Regions from separate parts of the Homo sapiens genome. Here region 1 is linked to region 2. Evidence: read pairs that join two places in POLR2A ChIA-PET (ENCODE). Cell type or tissue: Panc1. All regions are shown on one strand. Links, peaks and the distances in the headings refer to the core of each region. The heading gives the core; the rest is flanking DNA.

Region 1 (11,587 bases), core at 1,292-9,291, 180 kb after region 2:
AGTTTTGTGAGCAAAAAACATTTTCCTTATTTGCCTAAAATAAGCGGAGTGGGGTTTCTGTCATTTGCAACCAAGAGTCCTGACAATATACACAGGACTACACAGTCTTAATAATCATCATGATTTTAAAATATTTGATTTTCTATGCAAAGACCTTATTTACAGCAAGAGTAATAAATTTGGCCAAAACTGTAAAAAGGGATTCATACTAGAATTTGTGAAATGCTCACCCATTGATTTTCCATAACATATCCCCTTCCATGTATTCTAACTAAACATTTACTAACCGATTACTCACCTTGTGTCAGTCAGTAGTGCTAAGTGCTGCACATACAACATTGAGTAAAACACATTTGGGTCCCTGCCTTTGTGGAACTTAGGATCTCACTGACTTTATTCTCCCGAATTGTACAATATAGCATTGGTGTTTTAGCATTCTTTTATGTTCTATTTTGAGTCATAAATGGAAATGCTTTTTCAAGCCTCAGGTCATATTAATATACTAACACTCTTTTTAAAGGCCTTTCATGATCCTGAGATCATTTATAGTAATGTAGGCGTTAACCAAACAGCATAAGTCAAATAACTAGAAGCCTTTGAAATTGATGAATGTTATAAATATTTATGACACTATATATATAACCTGTTGACTTTTTTCGCTTTCGAAATATACATGCCTTAAGTTCTGCTTTTATTGGTGTCTCCTAGACAACAAATCATTTCTCACATATTAAGTACAACAGTAATAAAACTGGTACACAGAGAAATGCCACAGGTACAGTGTATCTGGAGAGTGGGAATAAGTACAGTGAACTTTATTCAAAGAAGAAAATTTTCCCAAGGTTTTTGCATTCACCCTTAGAACAATGTATAATCATTTGAAAATGTTTTGACAAACAAGCAATGGGGAAAGGATTCCCTATTTAATAAATGGTGCTGGGAAAACTGGCTAGCCGTATATAGAAAGCTGAAACTGGATCCCTTCCTTACACCTTATACAAAAATCAATTCAAGATGGATTAAAGACTTAAACGTTAGACCTAAAACCATAAAAACCCTAGAAGAAAACCTAGGCATTACCATTCAGGACATAGGCATGGGCAAGGACTTCATGTCTAAAACACCAAAAGCAATGGCAACCAAAGCCAAAATTGACAAATGGGATCTAATTAAACTAAAGAGCTTCTGCTGTCTTGCTCTGTCACTCAGGCTGGAGTGCAGTGGCATGATCATGGCTCACTGCACCCTGGACATCTCTGGCTCAATCAATCCTTCCACTTCAGCTTCCTGAGTAGCTGGGGCTACAGATGCACCCCACCATGCCTGGCTAACTTTTATATTTTTTGTAGCAGTCTCACTGTGTTGTCCAGGCTGGTTGTGAACTCCTGGGTTCAAGCAATTTTCCTGCCTCAGCCTCCCAAAGTGTTGGGAGAGATTACAGGTGCCTGGTCTCAGTAAATTTCTCTTGTTAGGAAGGCTACCAATCGAGGACTGGTTCGGGTGAGTTTACAGAGGCTGCACAACTTGAGTGTCTTTATGTCCTGACAAGACCTTTTGATGCATAGGTCCTAATTGTAATACATTTAAATGTTAAGTCTCCACCCCAAGGTAAACATGGGTCATCTGTAACATGCATATTTGTTCAGTAGGCATGCATCAGGACTATCTTCATGAATATTCATAGCTCATCCTACAACCGATTGAATATGTGTGTTCGGCCACTCAATAAACTTAAATTCCTGTCTTACCTCTCACTCCCTCTGAATGTTTGTCTCTGGTCTTTGCTGGAGGCTGTGCTTCCCAGCCTGCAGGATGGCCACTTTGCAGGCTGTCACTCTTTACAAAAAATAAAGCCTCCTTTCTAAATTTATATATCTTGTGATTTTTTTAAAGTTAACATTGTTCTGTAATTATTCTTTTCATTCTTCTTGGGTCATGTTTACACATATCTACTGGATCGTGGTTGTGTGTGTGTGTGTGTGTGTGTGTGTGTGTAATGAGACAAAACATCAATTTTGAGGATAGTTCTGGAGAAAGTGCTACCTTTACCTGCCTTAGGTTACTTTGTGTTTCCACCAAAACAGGAATCAAAATGGGGGATCCATGACTCAAACTGCCCCAGGCTTTTTCACCAGCCTGTAAGGGAAGAGAATATTGAGATCAGTTTGCCACCTGGGAGGGAGCTTTCTAACAGAAATGCAAATAAAGTTAAGGGCTTTACTAAGTGGACTTCATCCCACCCCCAACACTAGGTGAGGAATTAGGTAAAGGTCTCCATCATACCTTAAGTCTTCCCTGAGAATGCCTTTACCTTTAAACACCCTCAAAAAAGGAGCAATTTAAAGGAGATATATATATATATATATATATATATATATCCTTTATATATATATATCCTTTATATATATTATATATATCCTTTATATATATATTATATATATATCCTTTATATATATTATATATATATATCCTTTATATATATTATATATATCCTTTATATATATATTATATATATATCCTTTATATATATATTATATATATCCTTTATATATATAATATATATTTTATATATATTATATATTATATATAATATATATAATATATATATTTATATATATGTTTGAATGCTCACGGATTTTATTAGACAGTGGTGGCAGTGGCCCCAGCCCAGCCCACCCTCACCTGCTTTTCCAGCCCAGAACAGGGGACGGGGAGGATCACGGCCTAGCAAGAGCTATGCAGAGAGGGGAACAGTCCTGAGCCCAACAGCAGAACTTGGGGGGAAGCGGGCGGGGTGGCCAGGGACACAAACTGTGTACAGGGGCTGGGGGCTTCTGCCCAGGGCCCTCCTGGACCAGGACGCCCGACAGGGCTGGGTGCCTCAGTAGTCCTCAACCCAGCCGTTCTCAGAGATGAATGCGTCAATGACCTCCTTCATGGCCAGGTTGGGGATGAACTGTTTCTGGGTTAGGGGGCTCCAGGTCACAGGGTCAAAATGATCCACGCGCTGCAGGTGCTCCTCGATGTCCTTGCGGTCATAGGAGATGCCAGTGGGCGTGATGCATAGCTCCCGCATCAGCTCAAAACTGATCTTACAGCACAGGTATTTGGGGATGTCGTACTTCTTCCTCTTCTCGTCCACCTGAGAGAAGAGCTCATCCATGTCCGCCATGTATTTGTCATGTGGGCGGGGGGCACCCTCACGTGCTTGGCCTCATTGCAGGCCTGCTGGGCCCGGACCTGGCTGTCGTCTTCATCACCCTTATGGTTCCGTTGGCACTCTTCGAGCTCCCTCTCACGCTCTGCCGCAATGAGCCTCGAGAGGTAGGAGTGCAGCTCGCTCTCCTGGTGGATGCGCCCTTCCTCGATGCTGTTTCAGCGCTGCTTCGCGATTCGAAGAGCGCTGGGAATGTCGTCCCCAAAGTTCAGCCAATGCTTGTAGGCCAAATATTTTTTTATCATTAAACTAAATATATATACACACATATATATACATATATATACATATATATATACATATATACATATATACACATATATACATATATACATATATATACACATATATACATATATATGTATATATACGTATATATACATATATACGTATATATATACACGTATATATATATGTGTGTGTGTGTGTGTATATATATATATATATATGTATGTATTTTTTTTTTAAGACGGAGTCTCTGTCACCAGGCTGGAGTGCAGTGGCGCTATTTCGGTTCACTGCAACCTCTGCCTCCCGGGTTCAAGCGATTCTCCTGCCTCAGCCTCCCAAGTAGCTGGGACTACAGGCTCGAGCCACCACGCTCAGCTAATTTTTGTATTTTTAGTAAAGATGGGGTTTCACCATGTTGGCCAGGATGGTCTTGATCTCTTGACCTCGTGATCCACTTGCCTTGGCTTCCCAAAGTGCTGGGATTACAGGCATGAGCCACTGCATTGGGCCACGTATTTTCTATAAAGACTACTTCAGAACTAGCAGGCCTTTGATCCAACATGGCCCTGCTCCCAAATCCACTCCCTGCCCAATACACATATGGACTTTTTGTAAAAATTCACATATTCTAACTACAAGAAAAATTGTGATTATGATTTAGAAAGTCCATGGAGCTTTAGTTCACTATCACTGACTTTCATCCTTTTTACAGGATTTCTGTATTTCAGTGTAGAGCCACAAGGGAGCATGAACTTTCCTATCAGAAGGATCTAGATTTAAATCTCTGCCACTTATTTACTCTGACTACAGCTAATTTTTTTAACTTTTCAGTGCCTACTTTTCTTCATCTTAAAATAGGTGCAGGGTTATTATAGCAACATTGCAATTACCTGTGAAGTTTTTGGTACATGATGAGTAATCAGTAATAGATAGTGTTTAAAATTAAAGTCAATGTATTTTTTTTTAAACCTGAGGTTTTGTTTTGTTTTGAGGCAGGGTCTCACTCTGTCCACCTAGGCTGCAGTGCAGTGGCGAAATCTTGGCTTATTGCATCCTTCACCTCCTGGGTTCAAGCGATTCTTGTGCCTCTGTCTCCCAAGTAGCTGGAACTGCAGGTGTGCACCACCACACCTGGCTAAAACTTGAGGGCTTTTATTTATTTTGCGTTCTCCAGTAATAATTTGTGACCATGAAGTTCTTGCACTTAACTGTAAATTCCAGGAATTCCTATCATCTAGCCTAAGGCCTGGAAGAGGGAGGTGACCAGTAAGTATTTGCCAAATCAATGTATATGTTGGTTGTTGTACATTGTGCTCAGAATCTGTCGTGTGAACAAATGCCTTTGCTATATATGAAAGAATCTCAGAGCACAATATACTGATGGATGAGGTAAATTGTAAGAATACAATTTCATGTTACTCACTAGGAAACATTAACTTGTTCTTCCCAGTTTTGGTCTGTATGCTGCTTCTTTGGGTTATGTGATAGGATGCTTCTTAAGCTCATGAGCTTCGTGGTTTTGCACCCAGACTACGTTACTTACCAGCTGTATATGCTTGGTTTCTCAGTTTTTTCTTCTGTAAAAGGGGATGCTAATAACCTCCATGGCACAGAGCTGTTGCTGGTGGTTAAACAAGCGAACACATGAAAGTGTTTAGAATCATACCTGGCACATGGTGTGAATGTTAGCTCTTCCAGCCTGTCCCCTTAGTCTCCCCTGCTGGTTACTGTGGCATTCTTCTATTCCCAGGTTTAGGATGAATTGGCTCTTTTGGCTCTTTTGTTCCTGGTTAAGTGGGCTTTTGCCTGAGTGCTCTAGTGCACCAGATTTCCTTTCCAGTATTGACACTGCTCTTTCCCCAGCCACCTGACTGGCACATCACCGGCATATCTTGGGCTCTAGTAACTGGAATTGCTTTCTGTCCTCTCCTATGTTTGCTCCTTGTTGGAACCCTCCTTTCCTAAATTAGCACATTCTAGAACCTCTCCTATGGTTCCTGTTGAAAGTCTTTAGCCCTTTAGAAGCCCCTCTCCCCAAGTCCTCAATATACCCAGCCTGATTCAGAAGACACATTCCGCTTCCTCCCTTGTCTGCTTTCTCTTCCTAGAGCCACTACCTGCCCCCCAGGCAGAGGGCACAGTCTCAGATAAGTCCCTGCTTGGTGAAGGCAGGGTGTGGTATTGTTTTTTTTTAAGACAGAGTTTTGCTCTTGTTGCCTAGGCTGGAGTGCAATGGTGCGATCTCGGCTCGCTACAACCTCCGCCTCCTGGGTTCAAGCGATTCTCCTGCCTCAGCCTCCCGAGTAGCTGGGATTATAGGTGCCCACCACGACATCTGGCTAATTTTTGTATTTTTAGTAGAGACGGGGTTTCATCATGTTGGCCAGGCTGGTCTTGAACTCCTAACCTCAGGTGATCCACCCCCTCCTCGGCCTCCCAAAGTGCTGGGATTACAGGCACGAGCCACCATGCCCGGCCAGGGTGTGGTATCTAAATATTGTCTGGAATGAGAATAGATCATTTGGCTCCTTGCTTTCACAAAAACAAACAAACAAACAAACAAACAAACAAACAAACAAACAAACTGTAAACTGAGGGCAGCCTGGGGCTGCAGGCTAGGAAGGATAGCCTAGGGCTCTGCTCTTAACTGCAGTTTGGGCTTCCCACCTTTGGTTAGCTTGGTTAGCTCAATCTGACCTGCAAGTATTTCACCGTTGATTCATAGCATGTGTGAGGAAATGTTTATTTCCAATTCCCTGAGAGCATAATCTATAATATTACAAACAAAAACAAAAACAAAACCCAAAACCCAAGAAGTTGGCTACAGAGAGTCCTGAAAAGAAGAAAAAAAAACCCCAACAGAGTGGTTATTTGCTAACAAGAGAGCAAACACGTAAAAGGAGGGAAAAAAAACATAGCTATTGCCAAGAAGTGGCAAAAACTGGGTTTCCTAATCAGTTCCTCCTTTTATCCTTTTGAGGATTATTCCCATATGTGACTGTCATGCTTTTCCTCAGCATTCTCAGACTGGGCATTTGTCTGTCATGTGACCGTAGCAGACCATTCCGACTCCCTGGGCTTTCTCAGACACAAACAGTAGAAGGAGGGTCACTTGCTTCTGGCCTTCTCTCTAGACTCCCCCAAGTCAAAAGGCCCGTATCTTTCAATTCTAAGGCTGGGAATGATAAAGGCTTGAAATTCACTCTGCTTCCTCGTTCAACAAGGCTGAACTTCTCCAAATTTATTATAACTTTCAGAGAGAGACAGTGAAGGAAAGGGAGGGAGAAAGATGAGAGAAAAAGAAGGAAAAGGAGACAGAGGAAGAGGGTAGGGACTAAGATGTCTGTGTGCCCCTATATAATTTTAAAAGCAAATTTCTAAGAATTAGTTTATGTGCCCTTTTTAGAATTCCATACAACATTAAATTTGAGGAAAAAATATGTCTAAAGTATATATTGGGAATGTCATGGCATGAAGGTCAAAAGGTTATTTAAATGAGCATGAAAAATCTTCTATTGGTGTACTAAATTCCTACTGTGTATTTTATAAGATCTTCATTAAAATCATAAGACTAGGAAAACAGTATTTCCAACTATCGATAAGCAGCAATTTATCAATTTTAGAGATAACCATCAAAGAGATACCCTGCACAAAGTTATCTTACAATGAGTTTTCAAACTGTGCCCCTTGGGGCATTAAGATAGCAGGGGGAAAGAGTTCTGAGGGTGCTGGTCTGCGTGGAGGTGTGCCACTTACAATACTAGAATGTATGCTTCCTTTCCTGACTCTGCACTGTGTAATGGTCATGGTGGGAGCATTTACACCATAGAAAGCAGCAAACTTCCAAATCCATTTCTCTTAGAGAGCTCCTTGTTAAACATTTACCAGCAAAACTGATGCTTTTATTTGTATTTCTAGGGAATTATTATTTCTAGGGAATTATTACCAGATCTGCTTTTATTGCTTTTATTTGTATTTCTAGGGAATGTCTGTGTAAAGCATAGCTTTTTTTTTTTTTTTTGAGACGGAATCTCACTCTGTTGCCCAGGCTGGAGTGCAGTGGCAGTTCATCAGTGAGCAATCTCAGCTCACTGCAACCTCCGCCTCCTGGGTTCAAGTGATTCTCCTGCCTCAGCCTCCTGAGTATCTGGGATTACAGGCATATGCCACCACGCCAGGCTAATTTTTGTATTTTTGGTAGAGATGGGGTTTCACCATGTTGGCCAGGCTGGTCTCGTACTCCTGACCTCAAGTGATCCACCCTCTTGGCCTCCCAAAGTGCTGGGATTACAAACACGAGACACCACACCCAGCCAAGCATAGTTTTTGAAAAAGGTTTTATGGATACAAAAAAGTTTGAAAACCATTTCCCAGTTGGATATTTTCCTTTTTTCCAAGTTAACATACATAGTGAATATTATAATTTGAAGAACAATGAATCATTTTACATCACTATTTAAGAGACTGCATTAATTTTATTATTTATTAAAACTATAGCATTACATATACTACATAAACTAAAACTATTACATTACATACCACTAGCATTCTAATAACTATATAAAATGACAGTTTAAAGTACTTTAAAATGTTCTAAGATACCTCAGAAGAAAGAAAAACTCTTGGTTGTAAACTTGGAGTTTAGTAAATTTAGCCGTATTGGATTAGTCAGTTAAGTAATTATAGAAATGGATTTGTTCCAGAAAAAATGCTACTCCTCTATATTTTATGGACCAGAGAGCAAGGTCAATATTTAAGTTCTTGCTAACATTTTTGTTCCTTTTGGGTTCTGGTATTGGAATACTGTATTGACTTATCCCACATTACTTTTGGTTTTCTGATATTTTCTTCACCTGCTTAGTGTAGTGGCTCCCTAAAATTGCATTTTGAGAACTCACCATCAACTATGTTATAATAAAGTGTTGGTGATTTAATCATTAAATCACTCTTCCTTAGGTCACCACCCCACCCTTCCCAGCTCCTTTATCAGGCTTTGCCAGGTCAGATTTCAGGTCACAATATAGCTATTTTTTACTTTCTTCTCTTATCCCAAGAGGCTAACTGGTGTAGGAAGATGCCAAAACTGGGCTTGGGCTTAAGGGGAGGGAGAGAACCCCTTTAGAGTATAAATTGTGTACTTTGGCCTATTAGCCAGAGATCTCTGTATTGGGATTTTAGGTGTATGGTTCTGGCTTAGTCAGCTAGGGATGCCATAACAAAATACCACAGGCTGGGTGACTTAGACAATAGGAATTTGTTTCTCACAATTCTGGAGGCTGGGATAGCCAAGCCATCAAGGAGACAGCTGATTTGGTTCCCTGGTGAGGGCTCTTTTCCTGTCTAGTGCAAAGCCACCTTCTCCCTGTACCCTTACATGGGGGCTGGGGTGGGGTGGGGAGGAAGCAAGTTCTCTGCTGTTCCCTCATAAGGGCACTTATCCCATTATGAGGGCCCCACTATCATGACATCATCTAAACCCTCATCACCTCTGCCAAAAGACAAAGTTACAACAAATTTAGTTTGAAGATCAGATTGGCTTTTATTAGCAATTCACAAATAAGAGAGCATCTCATTTAACAATTTAGAAAAGGCACTCTGCTGGGCATGACAGAGCAGTTTATTTTTGTAAGGTGGGAACAAGGAAACAATGATTTAAAAAAATTTTAAATATACTTTTCAAAAAATAATAAAGACAGAGTTTCGTGCTGTTGCTCAGGCTGGTCTCAAATTCCTGCAGTCAAGTGATCCTCCAACCTTGGCCTCCCAAAGTGCTGGGATTACAGGCATCAGTCGCTGCGCCCAGCCAAACAAGAATTTTTAAGAAAGAGGAATGGTTAACATCAGGTTACTTCATCAGGTTACCTTTCCTTGTAAGGGTTAAAGTAGAGGGAACTTCCTTTTCTTGCCAGCTCAGGTTGACTGGGGCCTTTCTGATTGGTAGCTGTGAACCTTCTGTTTTCGGGATAACACTCTGTTTGGGGTTTTCCCTGCTTCCTTAAAGTTTTAGTTTGATTATGTGGCATGAGTGACTCCATTTTGGTCTAGCCTTTTGGGGCCTGGCATAGAAGCTGTCTGTTACTGGGGCAGCCCTGATGAAATAACTGGGAAAGTTCCTCTTTTAAATGCTTTCCTTTAGTCGCTTTATTTATAGGCACAGCTGCTTAAAGAAACCAGACAGGCCAGAATGGCGCCAGAGCTTTTTGACCCCTGGCAAGATACCAGAAGGAGATAAGACCTGCTAACCAGCGCAAACTGCAACAGTGATCCCTAGTTGCCTTCAGATCATTAACATATCATTATAATGCTAAAATCCCTCCCCTAAAAGAAAAATCTCTTCCATTTTCTGTACATGCATTGTATGAAGATGTATGTTTTTGAATTAAGCCTGTGTGTCTGGAGTCCCACCCTGCACATGCTAACATCCCTCTCCCTCCCTATACCCAGTCCCTAAAGTACCCATAACTTCTACTGTTCAGGGAGAAGGGGCGTTTAGAGCGAGAGCCTCCCCTTCTTCCTTCTTGGCCAGTGAATAAAACCTGATTGCCTTTTCCAACTGGACATTCTTCCTTTGCCATCAATACAAAGTGGGGAAAAAACTCAGTTTACTGGCAACAAGTCCAAACCAATGGCCTCATGTAAATTTTATTTAATACCTCCCAAAGGTCACCTCTCCAAATACCATCACACTGGGGTTCGGGCTTCAAGATATGCATTTTGGAGGGGATACAATTCAGTCCATAGCAGGTTCTTTGATTTCCCATTTCTCATTGATTCTGAGTATCTTTCCCAGGTAACTGCTGGGAGGAGAGGTGCCTAGGTCAATGCAGGAGTTAAATACTTTTGGTCGCTTGTCTTAACAGCATGAATTTCAAGCAGAGCTTCTAGGAGTGGCTGCTCAGTTTTGGACTGCAGTTACCTGCCCCCATCTCTCCCTTGGCCGGGCTCTAATGCAGGGCATCTTTTCCTAACGTATACAAAGGCTTGTTTCTGGCTTGTTTTTTGAACGGATTCCAAATCTTACAAGTGTAACAGTAACGATCCCATTAGATACGCAGATTCTGACCCAATTTCCTAGGACTGAAAAAAAAAAAAAAAGAATGATTTTGAAAGGTGAAAATAAATCAGTCCTCATGTCATGCAGCTGAGGTTCTCCCTCTTCCCCAAGAGTGATTTTTTTTTTTGTTGGGACACTTTTCCACATCTCACACATACCCTGTTCCTCCACTCCCTACTCATTTGCCTGACTTGTCTGGATATGTTTAAGTAGCACACCCAGTCTGAGTCCATTGTCAAGGGCCCCTCGAGGCCTCTGCAAGGCCTGCCCTGCCAGTTTGACAAACATGCCCAGGCATGCTTGAACTCCAGCAATGGACAACAGATTTTCCACTATACAAATAAAGGGAGGAAGCAGGCAAAGAAGTATTGCAGAGGTCCAGGAAAAGAGAGGGAGAGCACAGTGCCACTGTGCCACTGCCTGCCTCAGGTTCTCTTTTGATTTGCATTTTTAATGGTAAATTTTGGTACAAAAGTTGCCATATACTCAGCGGTCAGCCTTTCTCCTCTCCACATCTTGGGCCATAAGTCCTTGGCGTGTCGGATTCTATTTCCTTCCTGGTCTATGTGTAGTGCTCACCAAAAATGCTTAAGACCCATGCTTGATGATGAAAAAAAATTCTATTTAAGGAATGGTGACCAAAAATGAACTTAGATGTGAAACTAAAACAAACAAAAAGCTTTTCACTTTGCTTTGAACTGGGCACACTCTTTTAACAGTAGGGCACTTCCTGCGTGTAATGTAGCTCTGCTGTGACCAGTTTCACCACGTCTGTTCAATGACTGCCTTGGGAACCAGATCAATCGTGGTCTACCCTTTAAAGGTAGCAGCACTAATTCCTGCTGCCAGCCTCAGCTCAGACACAATGGAGAAACAATTCCCCAATGTTAGACTTAATCACATTGATCTATTTTTCTGTAGCTCTGGTCTTTGCAAGAAACAATGAATGTACAGCCAAACTCACTTAAATGTGATTATGTCAGCCGTTCTATTATCTCTGTATCTTGTATTTTGGGGGCTGTTAATGATATATCATAGCAGATAATAGAAATTTGAATTTGTTTCTTTAAAAGTAGCCAGATGAG
Region 2 (11,587 bases), core at 2,138-10,137:
TCCCTTGAAAAGTCACATTGCCCGTTAGCTTATTAAAGGCTCTAAAAATTCTGCATAAGCTTGTGTAATACAATGTGTTCACCCACAGGATGATTTTTCCCCAGTACCTGTTTCTATACTTTTGGGATATATTAGCTTAAATGATAAGGTCCTATAGAGCAAGTGCTCAAGATATGAATCACCAAGGCTAGCACTCAAAGGACAATGATCATTGATAAATCATTCTGTGAATGGTGACCTAAAGTGAGTGATTAGCCTGAGGCTTAAGTTAAATATTTTTTTAAACATGTGGTCTTGCTCTGTCACCCAGGCTGGAGTGCAGTGGGATAATCAATCATAGCTTACTGTGACCTTGAACTCCTGTGCTCAAGTGATCCTCCCACTTCAGCCTCCTGAGTAGCTAGGACCACAGGTGTGTGCCACCATGCCTGGCTAATTTTTTACCTTTATTTTTATCAAAACAGGGTCTTACTGTGTTGCCCAGGCTGGTCTCATACTCCTGGACTCAAGCAGTCCTCCCACTTTGGCCTCCCAAAGCACTGGGATTATAGGCATGAGCCACTGTGTCCAGTCTGAAGCTTAAGTTATTCATTGCCTCTTTTTAAGGTCCCAACTGAAGGTAATGGGAGCACATTCTTATAACATTTGAAGATGATACTAAGCTAAATCTATGTAATAAAAACTTCTTGTACTAGCCATAAGATAAATTCAGCCAATTGGACAAAATTGAGCCTTTTTAACAGACCCAGGAAGTTTATTACACACACAAACACTCACATTTACACATATAAGTTCAGTGTATCTATACATGGAAGCTGTAATTGAAATGAATGACCAAGTTTTATGGGCTTGCTAATTCCCTGGATAAAAGAATAAGAATTCAAAATTATAATTAAACATTAAACAAATAGTAAAGTAGAAGAAGCAAGTATATAGTTGGGATGAGAAGATTAGTAGCTTTGTCTTTGACATTTAGCTTGAATTCGCAACAGCATTGTAGACAGAGTGAAGTTCTCAGAAAGAGACCTGAAAGCCTTCTTGACTTGTCTCCTATCCTTTCACATCTATTCCAACTATTACCAAGTTTTACCAGAAGCAGAATCTCCTTTTCCTTGCTAATTCCGCAGCCATAGCCTATGCCAGACCACATCTCCTCATTCCTGGACAATCTAGCCTTCTCTAGGCTCCCCATTTTGAATTACTCTTGCATGCATTCCTGTCAAAATAACCTTACTAAAGCACCATTTATAATATTCTCTAGCCAATCTAACTACCATAGATCTCAGTGACCTCTACGAACTAAGAGTACCCATAGTATTTACAATTATATCCATACAGCTTAACATTTAAACATTCTCAGATAGTTTCATTTAAGTTCATTTTGTCTGCCTTGAGGAAAAAGAGTTTGTCTCATATTTCTTTGCAGTTACTGTAACACGTAACACAAGGTGTTCAACATCAATCCTCAGATTCAAGTCCTACCCAATTTGGACTACTTTAACTGTAGTAGAATATTCTGATCTGTGCCAGGAAAAGGTAGGTTACCATTCATTCCTTTATCCATTCACTCATCAGACATTTTTAAGGCAACCTCCGTATGCAAGACACTGTGCCAGGCAATAGATACGAAGATGTATGTCCTGCCTTGAAGGATATTGTGGGGGAATCAGACATGTACATCATGGTGAGGACTAGAGAGAAGTATGCACGGGTGCTTCAGGGCACCCAGGGGAGACACTTGAAATCAGACTGGAAATAGGACAGAACATCATTGTCCAAGGTGTGTTTCCCAGAGTGCTAGTCCTGTAAGATTCCCCAAGGAAAAAAAAAGTTTTATGGTCAAATAAATGTGAGAAACTCTGATCACTGTCACTCCCTCTCCCAAAGAGCCACAAAGCCCATTAGCATGCTAATGCCTAAGAGGAGTCCTGCAGTAGAAACCTGTGGGAAACCCAGGGTATGAAATATAAAATTCCTAACCATCAGGAGAAAAGTAGTAGTTGAAACCTTCTGGATGGGTGAAGTCACTGAGGAATTGAGGGAAAAGAACAGAGGGGCCAGCCACAGCCAAGGATGAGAAGAGTATCAACATTTAAGTGTGGAATGGAAAAAGAGTGGCCCATGAGGGAGGCTAAGATGAACTGGCCAGGGATGTAGAAATAAATCCAAAACAAAACAGAAAACCAGGATCAGAGGGAGAGGATAGAATTTCAAGGAGGGTTTGGCCAGAAACATCAGAGCCCCAAATGAAAAACTGGCATGTCCACTGGATTTAGCAATCAAGGGGTTATTAGAGACGTTGGTGGGAGTGTTATCAGGGCAACATTGGGAGGGAGGGGGCTTGCAGTGGACTGAGGCTGTGAGGAAGTAAGAGTAATAAGTATAGACTGGCCTTCTGAGAAATGTGGCTATGCAGGGATGGGAATAACATGGGAAGGGACAGAGAGAGATGCGGTGTTGAAGGAGGGTTATTTGGCAATGAGGAGATTTGAAACTCTTTGTTATATTCTAAGGGGAAAGAGCCAAATAGAGAGGAAAGGTTAAGACAGGAATTTGAGGGAAGGGTGCCTAATTAGACTCAGTAACTGAAAAGACAGCGAGGAGGGGAGGTAAATCACAGTGAGGTGGAATTAGCCACAGACAGAAAGAGGGCGACCTTTTCTACTGGGCAGGAACAAAGAAAAAAGGGTAGGAGAGAGAAAGTTATTAGTAATATCATTAATTCATATTTATGAGGACCTGCTCTATGCCAGGCACTGTGCTAAGTGGTTTGCAGAGTGTTGAGAAAGGCAGTCTCGTGCAGTCTCTGGATCCCCGTTCAGCCACATAAGGATGGGCTTGAGCCTGGAACACTTCCTAACCAAGAGATGAACCGCCTACGCAGCCTGTGCTGGGCTTATCACCTTGTGTAGGAGTATCTTTCCCTGTTGCAGACTCCATGAATATTCCTGGCCTCTGCTGACGTGTGTATCTCAGTGGCCCTCAGACGCATCCCAGGCTTTCAATATTTCAGACTCCACACAGGAGAAGGAGGAGTCCTGCCTCTGTGATAGGTGGAAGGAGTGCACATAGGCACATTGTTCTGCTGGAAGAGATGGTCTAGCCACGGGGGACTGAGGCACACTGTTGCAGTTGATCTTGCACTGTCTCTTCACTGTCTATGTAACATAACCCTTCACTATGTAAAGGGTTATGTTATGTTTTCCTTGGTAACTCCTGTGTCAAGGTGCAATGGGAAAAAGTGGAGTACTCCTCTTGAATTAGTGCACAGTATTCCACTCAACACATAGGTTGTCCCATTTAATCCTTACAGTAATACTTTAGGGTAGGCACTAATATCATCCCAATTCTACAGATGAAGAAAGAGCAGTAGGTCTAATGGAGTCAAGATACAAGTCAGGTAAAGAAAGATTTCTTGCCTAGTGAGTACTTTCTTAGAAAGAAGCTCTTCCTTGGTGTTATCAATTTTTCTGATTGAAGTAATTGAAGGAGGAAGCAAGACTATTTGCTGAGAGTGAGGCAGGGAGGTGGCAAGGGAAGGATGTCTGAGGAACGGAACAGTCACGATTGGAATAGTTGCAGAAGAGAATGAGAGAGTGTGCTAAGTAAAGACATACTTGAGAACCTAGCCAACATTGAAGCACATACTTCAGTTGAGGCTTCAATTTCTATAGTTTGTGACACCCCGCCCCTGCCACCCCCATCTGCTATGCCAGGATCTAGTTAGGAAGGCTGGGAAAAGATAGACTGAGACTTGCAGGGTTTTACAAAGAAGCATATACATCCTTAGAAATGACTACCAATATATACAAGATGATTGATCCCAGATGCTCTACTGTAGATATAAGCAAAGTACTGCCAGGGTACAGTGGATGGAGAGGGATTCATTCTGATAGGAAATTAGAGAAATCTGAGGATATGGATAACATTTAAACTTTTACTAGTGTAAAATTTTAGCAGTTTTCAAGCCTGATCTACTGAGAAATGAATTAACATCAGAAAAGGAAGAGCATGTTTGCAGGGGAAACAATAAGTTCAGTTTTCAGACATTGATTTTGAGATGCCTACAGTTGTAACACATAGAAATGTTTAGATTTGGAAGTTACCACCTACAGGTAGTAGTTCAAGCTTCACACATGAAGTTGCTGGCATGCAGAGGGAGTAAAGATATCATAAAGCTATCTCGCAACCTCATCACAGATAAGGACAGATACAAGGGTACCACTAGGCACCAGGGCAGAGTTTTCTGGCAATGAAATCAAGACAGAAGAGGAAGAAAAGCCTGGGATGCTTTCGGGCATGGAGTTGGTAGAGGGTTACTGATGTAGGTAGCCCTTAGGAGTGATTAGGAGATTGCAAAAGAAGCGTATGAAGGATTTAAGATTAAGGAAGGGAGGGGCCACTTGGAGGAATTGCAAAAACAAAGTTTAACTTTATTTTTCTTTTTACAAGCTTGCCTGGATCCAGCCTTGCAGAAGATTATAGCAAAAGTATTGTGGGCTCAATGGCAAGGTCAAGATGACTGGGCAAGGCCCTGGGAAATGAATGCTAACTTCTCACTGTTTTTTTTTTTTTTTTTTACCTTTCTGCTGCCTTCAATGTACTTTATTGTACAGTGCTCTCCCACTCCCAGAGACATTATCTCGCATGTCCCTCTTTGCCCTCAAAATCTATTTTTTTTTCCCTTTGAGACAGGGTCTTGCTCTGTCACCCAGGATGGAGTGTAGTGGCGCAATCACAGCTCACTGCAGACTCAACCTCCCAGGATCAAGCAATTCTCCCACCTCAGCCTCCCAAGTAGCTGGGACCACAGGTGCACACCATCATGCCCAGCTAATTTTTGTATTTTTTTGTAAAGACAGGTTTCACTATGTTACCCAGGCTGATCTCGAACTCCCGTACTCAAGCAACTCCCCACCTCAGCCTCCCAAAGTGCTGGGATTACAGACGTGAGCCACAGCGCCGGGCCCCAAAATCTATTTTAAATGTAAAGAAACCCAAAAGTAACAGTTTTGTAAAAGAAAATTCACGTACTGTTTTGTAGTAAATTCTAAACACTGTGTATCTTTGTGTCTAGTTAAATCCTAGGCTTACAGCTAAACTTCAATGAGAAGGCAACCAAAGAATACGTTAGGAATTAACCCCTGGAAGTAAGACCAGGCAAAAGGCACCTCAACCATATCTGCTAAGTGTATAAAGAATTGATAGTTAGGTGCCACATCCTTTATCTACATTTGCACCTACACGTGAACCTAGACCTTATTTATCAATACCACTCATCATAATGAAATAAGGATACAGTGATACAATTTCAACACTGTCTAAAAGAACTCAGGCTAGGTGCAATGGCTTACACCTGTAATCCTAGCACTTTGGGAGGCCAAGGCAAGTGGATTGCTTGAGCTGAGGAGTTAAAGAGCAGCTTGAGCAACATAGTAAGAGCTCGTCTGTACAAAAAATAAAATTAGCCAGGTGTGGTGGGGCACACCTGTGATCCTAGCTACCTGGGAGGCTGAGGTAGGAGGATCACCTGAGCCTGGGAGATCAAAGCTTCAGTGAGCCATGATCATGCCACTGCACTCCAGCCTGGGTGACAGAGTCAGACCCTTTTTCAAAAAAAAAAAAAAAATTGTAGATGGAGAGCAAGAGGCAAAGGGGAGCAAGAAAAAGGGAAAACAAGAAAGGAAGGGCCTCCTTCACTGGCTGCCTTTGTCCTGACACCTCCTTTATTTGAGTTACTAACATGGGGTTCCAGAAGGTATTTTTCCATAAAAAAACATTGAAATCATTAGCTGAACTGGATAGTCTACTCCATTATGTCTTGGATAGGTTCTGACCTTCACACATGGCCCCGGAGAATAAGAAACTGAAGAAAGCAGTTTTTATGGCAAAAAAAAGAAATGTAACGAGGAAGGACATATCTGGCTTGGTGAGCCAAGGTTTTGCATGAGAGACAGCTTTGGCAGAAAATATGTTTGGCTGCATTTTTTTAAAACCCAAATGAAATAGCTTTATTTTACTAAGTCCCTTGGGTAAAATGTGTATGTTTTTACAATATATATTACCTACACTATTAAGTAGAAAAATGTCAGTAGCAAATTGGCACAGCTTCTTAGACTCCTAATATGTATGCCTAGTGTTCCATTATTGGAATGCTAAGCTTGTGGGAGTTATTTATATCCTACTGCTCAAGATCATCGCCAAGTTCTGATTTTTCACACACACAAAAAAATTGCAATCTCCAGCATAAATAGGTTAATGGTTAATATCTGGGCATAGCTGAAAAGTAGCAAAACAGATGCTGTTTTCAGATTTTTTATTTTGATTAGTAGCATCAGGGAACTGGTATGGTGAGGGTGGTTGGGGTTCAGAAAAGGAGAAGGAAGCTGAAAGGGGAAAGAAACATAAATACATGAGATGATAATTGAGAGATTCAAATTTTCTATATTTTCTGTCTTTTGAAAGAGACAGAATTTAAATTTTATGGAATTTCATTAGAATTTTTTTAATGAATGCAGAAAAACACCTTAAACACCTTAAAACATATCTAGGCTGACCCACAGAAGAGTAAAGCCATCCTGTCTTTTCTCTGTATCTCTCTGACACACACACACACACACACACACACACACACACACATCAATAGTTTCTGAGGATCATTTTTAATTTATTTTTATTTCTAGCATACAAAAGCCTAGGATTATACTCCTTTTTATGTGTTTTAGAAGGGTGAGGTGCAATGTTAAGGAAATTAACTCAATAACATTTTACCTGCTAAGTGAAATACAAAATCTACCCCTACGATTAATAGTTTATACTTTTTTGTTGTCTTGCATTACGTGGATAAGTAAGGATTTTTTCCAAAAAAAAGATATGTGTAGTTTGAGACCAGCATGGGCAAATGACAAAATCTCATCTCTACAAAAAGTACAAAAATTAGCCAGGCATGGTGGTGCACACCTATAGTGCCAGCTACTCAGGAGGCTGAGATGGGAGGATGACTTGAGCCCAGGAGGCAGAGTTTGCAGTGAGCCAAGATTGTGCCACTGCACTCCAGCCTGGGCAACAGAGCCAGACCCTATCTCTAATTAATTAATTAATTAAAATTTAAAAAAATATATATGTGTATGATATGTATGGAAATCAGTACGTTGGCGAGAATGAAAAAAGGCTGCACATTTTCAGGGAGCCAAAAGACAGAGAGCCTGAGAATAAAAGGGGGACTGAGCTGGTTTCAGCTGCAAAGCCAGCAATCATTTCAGACAATAGTCTGCTCTTTCAGCTGAAAATACGGGAAAAGGAGTGGCACAAATAAATGCCCTCCTTGACTGTCCAAATATCTGTAAGATAATTAAAGTATCCTTCACCCTTTTTAATGGGAGCCCACTGCTTCGCTCTATGTAAATGAAGTTAGGATCCTTTCAAACAATACAAATAGGAGAAGGAGATCATATATATATTGTAATATTATATCATACATATATTACGTAGAATGTTCTTTTCTGATTATAAAGCAATTCATGAGAAAAATATTAATAAAATATTTAAAATTAATGATCATTTTAGAAAAAAATGGGCATACAAAAAGATTAAAAAGAAAATAAAATATTTATATTATTAGTAAAATTAACCATTTTTTAAAATTTTTAAATTTTAAAATTAAAAAATTTAAAATTTAAAAAAATTTTACTTTTAAAATTATTTAAATATATGATCTGAATTTATATTGTAATTCTACTACCCAAGAGATATGCTGATAATATTTTGCTGTATTTCTTCCTAGTAATTTTTCTTTAATGCTACACTATCTTTGCCTAGGACAAGAAAGTACTCCCATTTGATGCTTTCAGCACTGCTAGACAGTAAATGAATTAAAAACACTAAAATAAAAGAGACAGAAACAGTAATTGCACCCAACTGAACTGTGGGAAGCTGTACCAGCCTCCACAACTAAGTATTCGAAGAAAGAAAACAGTTGTGAGAAATCAGCACAGTGCTGTGGAAAGAACACACAGAAGACTTGGTCCTAGTACTGTCTTACTGTTACTTCACTCCATGACCTTGGGAAAAACATTTTCCTTTTCTAGGATTCATTTTCTTTATCTCTAAAATAGGAGACTGCAGCTCAGCAGATGCACAAACATTATAAGGTATTTTGCCCTTTGCTGGAGACTAAGGATGATGGGCAGGAAGCTTCTAATCTAATCTAGTAGGTTTTGCAATTTAGAAATGAAAATTTAGGTAAAATTTTATGATATCCCTGAAATAGACCCTGAAGTTTAGAAGAAGATAATTTTCAAATTCTTGGCCTAATGAAGTGGACAAAATGCTACCAAAGTTCCTCAGACTCTGAAATTCTGTAATTTATTGTCACCAAAAGTCAAATGCCTAGACCAGTGTTGATCATTCTCATGCTGAGAGTAATTAGTGAATTTGTTCAGGGTCTGGGGGGACCCCAATTTCAAAGCAAATGGAAACCAGAGATGGTTGTTCTGTCAATCCAATTGTCACTTTATAGTCCCTAAATACCAAAGGCTAAGCTTTGGCAAAGTTGGGCAGTAAAAATCTACCCTTACTGCAAATCTTTCTCCTTTTGATCCTTCTCTCCCCAATCAGTTCTATTTCAATCCAGAAAGTCAGCAACTTTGAACTTTCTCTTCCGTCTGTGAAAACCTATTGGTAAGTGGTAGATATTTACAGCTTAGTAAATACATAAGTGTTTCTAAATATCTAAGTGTTTCTCCCAAGGATATTTATGTTAAAGTTTTATATCTAATTTTCTAATAAAAGTTTTTTCTCCCTATTGAGGGAATTGTTTTCCATTTATATAAAATTATTTTAAAATTATTTGTATAAATTTAAGGGGTACAAGTGAAGTTTTGCTAACATGGATACACTACCTCCTGGGGAGGTCTGGACTTTTAGTGGAACCCTCACTGGAATAATGTTACAATGTACCCATTACGTAATTTCTCATCCTTCTTCCCCTCCCCTCCCACCCTTCTGAGTCTCCATTGTCTATTCCACACTCTAAGTTCATGTGTACACACACTACTTAGCTCCCACTTATATGTGAGAATTTTATGTTTCACGATGAGTAGGTGGAGAAGATGTATTTAGGGAGTAAGACAGAGGACTTTCTTAGGTTCCCTAAATTCATACGAGATATGGGGAACCTTTGTCCAAGAGTATTTTCAAATTCTGGAACAATGAGGATTATGTCTTTAATATGGGCCTTTCCCCAAACACCACTAATAAGGACCTCTTCCTCCCTCTACTTGGAGCTACATTTGAACATAGTTTTTAACAAGTTACAAAAACACTACCCCCAGTTACTACAAGCCCTGAATGAAATGTAATAGCCAAGAATCCTTTTAAGGATTGGGTGCTGGGATTGTTTGCTTTCTCTTCTCTCTTTTCTTTTCTTTTCTTTTTTTTCCTTCGACAGGGTCTTGCACTGATGCCCAGGCTGGAGCCCAGAGCACAGTGGCCTGTTACCAGCTCTCTGCAACCTCTGCCTCCTGAGCTCAAGCAATCCTGCCTGAGTAGTTAGGACCACAGACATATGCCACCATGCCCAGCTAATTTTTATATTTTTTGTAGTGATGGTGTTTCACCATGTTGCCCAGGCTGGTCTCAAACTCCTGAGCTCAAGTGATCCGCCTGCCTTGGCCTCCCAAAGTGCTGCGATTACAGGTATTAACCATGTCCGGCCTTGCTTTGTTTCTGGTTTATAGTGAGACTGAAAAAATTTAAGGAAGGTATCTCAATTTAAATGAATTACTAATTGAATGAGTGATACATTTACAGATAAATGATTCTTCTACATCAATGCTGTCCAGCAGAACTTCTATGATGATAGAAATGTCCTATAACTGTGCTGTCTAGTGGGTAACCACTAGCCCCATGTGCACTAGAAAAATGGCACTTGAAAGTCAGAAACTGAATTTTTAATTTTTATTAGCTTTAATTAATTTAAATCTAAATAGCTATATGTGGATAATGGACATCATATTAGTTAACACAGTTCTAGATGATTCTGTGCAGAGGCTGGTTGGTTGCCAAATATATTATTCTGACCCTGACAAGGGAACCCCATCCAAGTAGAGTGATTCACCTTTTTAATCTCAGGTCTATTATATTAGTTATCAAGACCAAGGCTATTGCTATTAACAAATGAGAAAATCTATAGAATTGCCATGGAAACCCTATTGGAGAAACACAGGTTTCCATGTCAACCCCTGTCTAGGATACCGCTACAAAATGCCCTATAAGCAAAAACTTCTGAAACCACAATGTTTTCTGACTAATGGAATTAGGAGACTGCGACTTTTGTCCATTGTTCTTAGGCAAGGCATTTGGGGCCCTTCCAAGAAGTAGTCTGAATATCTGTTATAAGGAAAGAAAATGATACAGTGTCTAAAGGCCCTTGACTGAAAAATTTGTTTTTTGATAAATATGTTTTTATCTAAAGGCTCTTTGTCAGAAATCCTTCCTTGGGATTATGCTTGCTGACTTTTCTGATATGTTTCTATTAAGAAAAAAAAAAAGAAAGAAAAGGAAAGAAAAAGCAGAAAAGATGAAAGAAAGCTTCCCATCAGTGTTTCAAATAAAGAAGTTTATGATGAGATGTTACCATTGACCCTTAATTTCTGCCCCGTTTGAAACACTAAGGGAGTCCAACCATTGTCCATGCCCCTTTTGGAATGGTTGTGATTTCCAGGGCCTTGGTTAACTATTACTCCTAGCCCAAATCCTGGTGAGCTCCACTAGCTGCAGAGGCCACCATTTGCAAGAGCAGATATGCAGAAGATCCCTGGCCAGCCTCCTCATACCTACCTTCATTGCTATGTGGAGACAATAGAATCATTAAAAGTTATGGGCTGGACATGGTGGCTAACACCTGTAATCCCAGCACTTTGGGAGACCGAGATGGATGGATCGCTTGAGTACAGCAGTTTGAGACCAGCCTGGGCAACATGATGAAACCCTGTCTCTACAAAAAAAAAAAAAAAAAAAAAATTAGCCAGCCTTCATGGCACATGCCTGTGGTCCCAGCTACTCAGGAGGCTGAGGTGGGAGGATCACCTGCGCCTGACAGGTCAGGGCTGCAGTGAGCCAAGATTGCACCACTGCACTCCAGCCTGACAGAGTAAGACAATATATCAAAAAAAAATTTTTTTCATAGACCAATGGAACACAATACAGAACCCAGAAATAAACTCAAATACTTACGGGCAACTGATCTTTGACAGAGCAAAGAAAAACATAAAGTGGGGAAAGGACACCCTTTTCAACAAATGGTGCTGTGATAATTGGCTAGCCACATGTAGGAGAATAAAAGTGGAACCTCATCTCTCACCTTATACAAAAGTCAACTCAAGATGGATTAAGGACTTAAATCTAGGACCTGAAACTGTAAAAATTCTAGAAGATAACATTGGAAAAACCCTCTAGACATTGGCTTAGACAAGGATTTCATGACCAAGAACCCAAAAGCAAATGCAATAAAATCAAAGATAAATAGTTGGGACTTAATTAAACTAAAGAGCTTTTGCACAGCAAAAGGAACAGTCAGCAGAGTAAA

The links. Peaks named below come from ENCODE experiments on the same cell type or tissue, not always from the same donor. Only the 100,000 strongest peaks of a DNase experiment are listed, where the experiment ranks them.
Region 1: POLR2A ChIA-PET joins it to region 2 with 10 read pairs; 2 of 35 experiments call an interaction of 5 or more read pairs at or near these places.

The regions. Positions count from the first base shown.
Region 1 is chr2:177,169,556-177,181,142 of GRCh38, reverse strand. It overlaps the pseudogene STUB1P1. Among named protein-coding and RNA genes, the nearest start is that of MIR4444-1, 37 kb to the left of the region's middle. RefSeq lists enhancers at 10,696-10,865, 10,444-11,587. In Panc1, for the core only: no CTCF peak of the experiment used is centred there; no DNase peak of the experiment used is centred there; H3K27ac peaks cover 5,205 bases.
Region 2 is chr2:177,354,796-177,366,382 of GRCh38, reverse strand. The region is part of intron 1 of LOC100130691 (Putative uncharacterized protein FLJ44553); the gene reads left to right. Among named protein-coding and RNA genes, the nearest start is that of AGPS, 32 kb to the left of the region's middle. In Panc1, for the core only: no CTCF peak of the experiment used is centred there; no DNase peak of the experiment used is centred there.